2 separate regions of the Homo sapiens genome follow, and region 2 is linked to region 1. Evidence: read pairs that join two places in POLR2A ChIA-PET (ENCODE). Cell type or tissue: A673. All regions are shown on one strand. Links, peaks and the distances in the headings refer to the core of each region. The heading gives the core; the rest is flanking DNA. Region 1 overlaps LOC105369875 (a long non-coding RNA gene). Region 2 overlaps TMTC2 (transmembrane O-mannosyltransferase targeting cadherins 2).

The links. ChIA-PET counts read pairs that join two places held together with the same protein. Peaks named below come from ENCODE experiments on the same cell type or tissue, not always from the same donor. Only the 100,000 strongest peaks of a DNase experiment are listed, where the experiment ranks them.
Region 2: POLR2A ChIA-PET joins it to region 1 with 7 read pairs; 2 of 35 experiments call an interaction of 5 or more read pairs at or near these places.

Annotation. Positions count from the first base shown.
Region 1 is chr12:84,497,405-84,500,337 of GRCh38, reverse strand. It overlaps LOC105369875 (a long non-coding RNA gene), which reads left to right. Exons shown (of 3, transcript XR_945151.2): 2 at 1,845-1,890. Among named protein-coding and RNA genes, the nearest start is that of SLC6A15, 410 kb to the left of the region's middle. In A673, for the core only: a CTCF peak has its summit at 2,303 (motif pointing right); no DNase peak of the experiment used is centred there.
Region 2 is chr12:82,745,443-82,748,375 of GRCh38, reverse strand. All of the region lies in intron 1 of TMTC2 (transmembrane O-mannosyltransferase targeting cadherins 2), which reads right to left. Among named protein-coding and RNA genes, the nearest start is that of TMTC2, 60 kb to the right of the region's middle. In A673, for the core only: no CTCF peak of the experiment used is centred there; a DNase peak (open chromatin) is centred at 1,495.

The DNA.
Region 1 (2,933 bases), core at 1-2,500:
CAGGACACCTAATCTAATCACATCAGCAGGCCTGAAGTTTAAGATCCTACAATCTATAACAAGTTTAGATGAGTTCTTCATGATTCAATGATTTATGAATTTAAGAGGAAACATTCTCCCAACATGCAATGGTAGGAAAGGGTAAGTATATTCTCAATAACAACTCAAATTTAGTACATTTGAGATATGTATTAGTCGCTTATCCATTATTCATAAACTTTGTGAAATCCTGTTGGACAAACGATGCTATGTCTTGGTATCTGTGAGGTATAAAATGCATTTTACATGCTGATTCTGCTTCCTGGGTCTAATTCACCATTCCATTATTCTCCGAGGTTCTTTGATCTGCCCTCAGGAACGTATTTCTCTTTTCATAGTTTTCTTTGGCCATTCCTAGAGAATTGTAAAATATGCCTTTTGGTGGATGAACCACTTTTTTCTATTCTTCTTCGTGCCTATAGAAAGTTGAAGACCAAGATAACTTTTCTCATCTTGAACCATCTCAGTCAAAGCATGATTTACATTTCGTTTTTTAAAAGAAACGTAAATCTTGTAAACATTTTTTACATTTCTTTTAAAATTTTCGTGGGCTTTCTACGTATTTGATTTCAGTCAACTTTATTTACCACAATCTATACTCATATTTTTAGATACATTTCTTTCCTTCTAGATATAAGTACAAGTAATGTAGGCACCATGACCTTCAGCAAAACCATGTACTTATTCCTTTTGTAAGTCACTTGGCCCAAATGAAAAGATTAACTAGATGTCATCTTAATTATTTCACAAATGTTATTAAAATGATTCCTTTGACATTGATTATTTCTGTGTTTTAAGGCTGTATCTTAGTTTGAGAATATTTTATGACTGAAGAGATAGGAAATAAGAGACTTTTATTTTCCCATCCATAATGTTCTGGGTTCTCTCCATTACCTCTAATTCTGCTTGCAATCTGTTCAAATCTTTTTGAGCTTATCAATTTATTGTGGGTAGTTATGTTATGTAGCAGGAAGTTCAAACTTTCAACATTTTGCCTAGAAATCATTTCACCATAAGTTCATTTGGTATTTTCTATTATTAATTGACTAAAAATGAAAGAACACACACACATGCACACATACACACACACACTTTATGTGTGGATTTATATCAGATCTTTCTTGCAACAAAAACATCATGATACTATTATGCAGCATTTTCCAGAATTGTGTCATCAGTAAACAATTTTTTTAGTCTGTATGATATTTTTATTATTGCTCTAGAAATATCCACTGGTTTTATGATATAAATCAGGATATACATTAAAGATTTTAAGCCACACTCTATTCAGACATATACAGGGAAATATGAAATGCTTGAATGAAGTTTATGAATGCCGTCTTTTACATTTGTATAGGTTCTTTGTATTCAGCATGACAAAAAGCTAATTGTAATCTAAGAATAATTATATGGAACCTATGGGAATATAAATGTCATACACATATTTTTACAGTTATTCTTTGAAACAAATGGGTTTCAAAGTTTGAATAGTGTAGAGCACAGAGCACTTGTAAATAACTAAACATCACTGGGTATATCCCAATAGAAGAATTTGCCTTTTATAAACATTGGAAAAAGTAAACCTTCAAAACATAGACGCTTTTTGTAAATTATGTGGTTCCATGTGCAGTTTGGCTAAATTAAAATTTAAAGATTGAGTATAAAAGTATGTAATACTATAAAATTAGTTTACTATAGTACTTTCTTAAAACACATGCTAACATAGTAACTAAAAGTTCACAAAATTGCTGAAACATTACAGATCCTTGCCACATCATTGATACTGTTTTACACATTTTTTTTAGTTTACCCCACCTGTGTTTAACAAAGAGGCCACCATCTCACCTTGAGGTAGGTATTCTATTTGTATCTAGAATTTGCTCCATATTTGAAACATTAAGGTATTACTTATTAGTCACTACTTAAGTTACCAGATAGGGGTCCAAATATTGACTAAATTAGTCTTTTTTCCATTCTATACAGCATAATAAAATGTATGAAAGAGACATATTGTTGCGTGTAGCCTTCTTAGAGTAATGCAATCTCTGTGACTGGGAAACCCGGTATTGAATCCTGATTGCATGTTGTACTAAATGTTCTGAGTCAGAGACTATCTTTCTAAGCCTCTGTGTCTTCTGCCTTCACTAATGAATGTTTGATTATCATTAGTACATTGTTTAAAAAATAATTTTAAATTATTTCTCCTATATACAGCTTAGTGATTCTGAGATTCTGCAAATTTCATTTCTCCATTATCAGCTAATTCCTGTTGGACTCTGCCAACAGGGGGCTCTAGTGGGCAATTAGAAGACAGGAGAAAATACATGTCCATTTCCTTGCTGTTTCTGGCAGGAAGCTTCAGCAACAGCCTTTCCATTGACAAAGGCAGTTGCTTCCAGTTTTCAAATTTTGTATATTATATTTATTTTTACACGACTCCCAGAACTAGGCTTACTATGCTGTTCTTTCAAATTTCTGAGATACCAACACTACCAACCAGGTGTTACCTCTCCTCAGAGGTCTGAATTTTAGCTCTCTGGTACCCCTGTTCCAGGCTTATATTTTGACAACTTCAACTGCCCATCCTGAGGGAAGAATAGTGATCAGTGGTAGTTTACAGTGTTTGCTATCTCATATTTTCTGTTTCTTTTTTACTCTTTTGATTCTCCAAAACATTTATAACTGCTTATTTATATCAAACTATTTTAGTCTTAAAACCTAGTGAAGTTCTGCTTCCTAATAAGACCATAGGTGATACTTCCTAAGGTTTTGTGAGAACAAAATTCATTTACCTTTGTGAGGTAAATAAGTGATGCTATGATCACCTGTGGCCCTGTGGGCCTATGGTCCTGTTAGCTTTCATTATTGGATTAATTTTTTTGATTCTCAAAGAT
Region 2 (2,933 bases), core at 163-2,662, 1.8 Mb after region 1:
ATGGGATACTCACTCCAGTCATGCCAACATTGCTCCAAAATGACTTCTAAACTTTTTTTTTTTCTTTGAGACAGTCACACTCTGTCGCCCACGCTGGAGTGCAGTGGTGTGATCTCGGCTCACTGCAACCTCCACCTCCTGGGTACAAGCAATTCTCCTGCTTCAGCCTCCTGAGTAGCTGGGACTACAGGTGCGTGCCACCACACCTGGCTAATTTTTTTGTGTTTTTAGGAAAGACAGGGTTTCACCCTGTTAGCCAGGATGGTCTCAATCTCCTGACCGCGTGATCCACCCGCCTCAGCCTCCCAAAGTGCTGGGATCACAGGCGTGAGCCACCGCGTCTGGCCTAAACTTTTTTTAAAAACTACGGTTAATTAGATTGAATTTAGAAAACAAATAAGAAAGTCCAACTTAATACTTAACACCAGTATTTTCTTTTGGTTATATTACCTAGCCCAATTTTCTTATATACTAGCCCAACTGGTGTTTATTATATTATTCAGGATGATCACCAAATCTGATTCTTCATATTAGAACTATCTACAAGCTACTGGAAACAATATCATATTAATCCTCCCAATCAAATAGTTGCTAAAAAGAAAGTGCTAAACGTATTTAAGTAAAAAAGCTACTCCCATGATATGCCAAATAATAGCAACATCATTAGAAGAATTCAGCAGTGGGTCGATATTGTTAGAAGGAACAATACTCCATTGAAGGTATGAATGCTTCTATATTGCCTAACGAGTAAGTCAAAGCAATGCACTCAATTCCATGCTCTAAAATCTTTAGACAAAAAATAATAATGCTTTCCTGAAATTACCTTTTTCTTCCATTTCTTTCCTTCATTACACTTGGCATTATGACAGAGAAATTACCATTATTTAGCTTTTTTACACTTTGGTTCCAATTTAAAGCTGGAAGTCATTATGCACCATAGTAAGATACAGTTAAAAAAATGCTGAACCTTGAATCAGGAGACAAGCTTCTATCCCAGCTCTGCCACTAGCCAGATCTAAAATCTTGGATAAAACCTTAACTTCTCTGAACTTCTATTTTCTCATGTATAAAATGAAGATATTTGTAGTAAATTTAAAATCCTGTTAATATTATCTAAACCTTTTCTTTTTGGTCCTGAAAACTGAAATTAATTAGCACCTCTCATATATCCTGGTATAAAGGAAATGATCACTCTGTGTGTGTTTATTAGTTTGCCATTGTTGTATAACAAGTCACCACAATGGTAGAGGCTTAGGACAAAACAAACTCACTGGCTCACAGTTCTGTAGGTCAGAAACTCAGCAATAACTCAGGTGGGTTCTCTTGCTTAGAGCCCCATCAAGCCAAAATCAAGGTAATGGCCAGACTGGGCTCTTATCTGGAAGCTTTAAGGAAGAATCTACTTCCATGATCATTCAAGTTGTTGGACAAATTCCATTTCCTTGCTATTCCAAGACTGATGTCCTTATTTCCTTACTGGCTGCCATCCAGGAGCCACTGTCAGCTTCTAGAGGCTGTGCACATTCCTTTTCATTTGGCCCTCCTCTGTCTTCAAACTGGCAATAGCAGAGTGAGTAGAGTCCTTCTCAGGCTTTGCATATCGCTGGCTTCCTGTTCTGCCGTTGCTAGAGAAAACTCTCTGAATGGTTTGCTTATCCATCTGGGTCATGCCCATTTGGACAATCACCATATCTTAAGGCCAACTGATTTGGGACTTTAATTACATCTACGAAGTCCCTTTGCAATAGGGCCTGGATTCAGGTTTGAATAGCCAGGGGACAGGACCCTAGCTTCTCTTCTTTAGAATTCTGCCTACAATGTGTTTTGGAGGCAGATGGGGGGCAGAGAAAGGAAGGTTCATGTGGGTGTATGTCCCTCACAAAGCTCAAAGCCATAGTCTTCTTTGTACCCCATTATACACACGAGTGCTGAAATATGATGCATCCCATAAATATGTGTTCAATTAAATGAAATACTTCCCAGTAGACAAAAACATGCACAGTGCCAAATACTACTATTAATTGAGCCCTGGCACTCAAGATAAAAATGAAATATATACCTAACTCAAAGGACATGCTTTATTAGACCTATGGACAAGATGTTGATGTTAGTTGTCTCAATACAAAAATGCCAGAGGCAAATCAAAAGCTGAATAAGTGAGCAAATGGGCAAAAATATTTCTTGAATATACATGCAGTTCTTAGTATTCTAGTGTCCAGTAACAGCTATGAAAGCTCTTTGTATCACTGAATAATTCTAAGACAAATGAAGGCCTCTATATAAAAATTCTTAAATGTATTCCATAATGCTTTCACTCTCACAATAAGGCAAACAATGCTCTCTCCAGCCAGGACCAATAGGCCTGACAATTTAGGATCAGCACCTTCAAGAGTGCTGATAAGCAAACAAACTGCCCACGTAAAAAGCAGGATAAAAGAACAAATCGTTCTGCCACAGTTCCTAATTCTGAAGTCTCAATCATTTTGCAGTACTTCTTGAATTTAAGAAAAAGGGGAGGGGTGTTAGAAACGTGCATTATATTCCTCGATGCTCTGAATTAAGTCACCACATTAATACCAATTCAAATAATTTATTCTTTAGCAGCTATTTGCCTGCTCTGTATCTCATAAAAGCACAATGGTATTTTTTTGAAAGCATAAATAATCCTGTTCTATTGCAGGCTGATGTGACACCTGCATAAAGACAATTAATTCTCATCTTCCACTATTATCTATTTGTCCATTACCAAAGGGTAAGTGGTGTTTTCTCTAGGCTCTTGTCTGCTAATGTACAATGTTTACTGGTAATGAACATTTTAAGCTACTGAACAGGAGCTTCGAAAGAACATGAAATTAGTTAAACATACATCACAACACTGTGGCATTTACAACAGGCTCCCATGGATAACAAAACTTCACTTAGGACACTCTAGT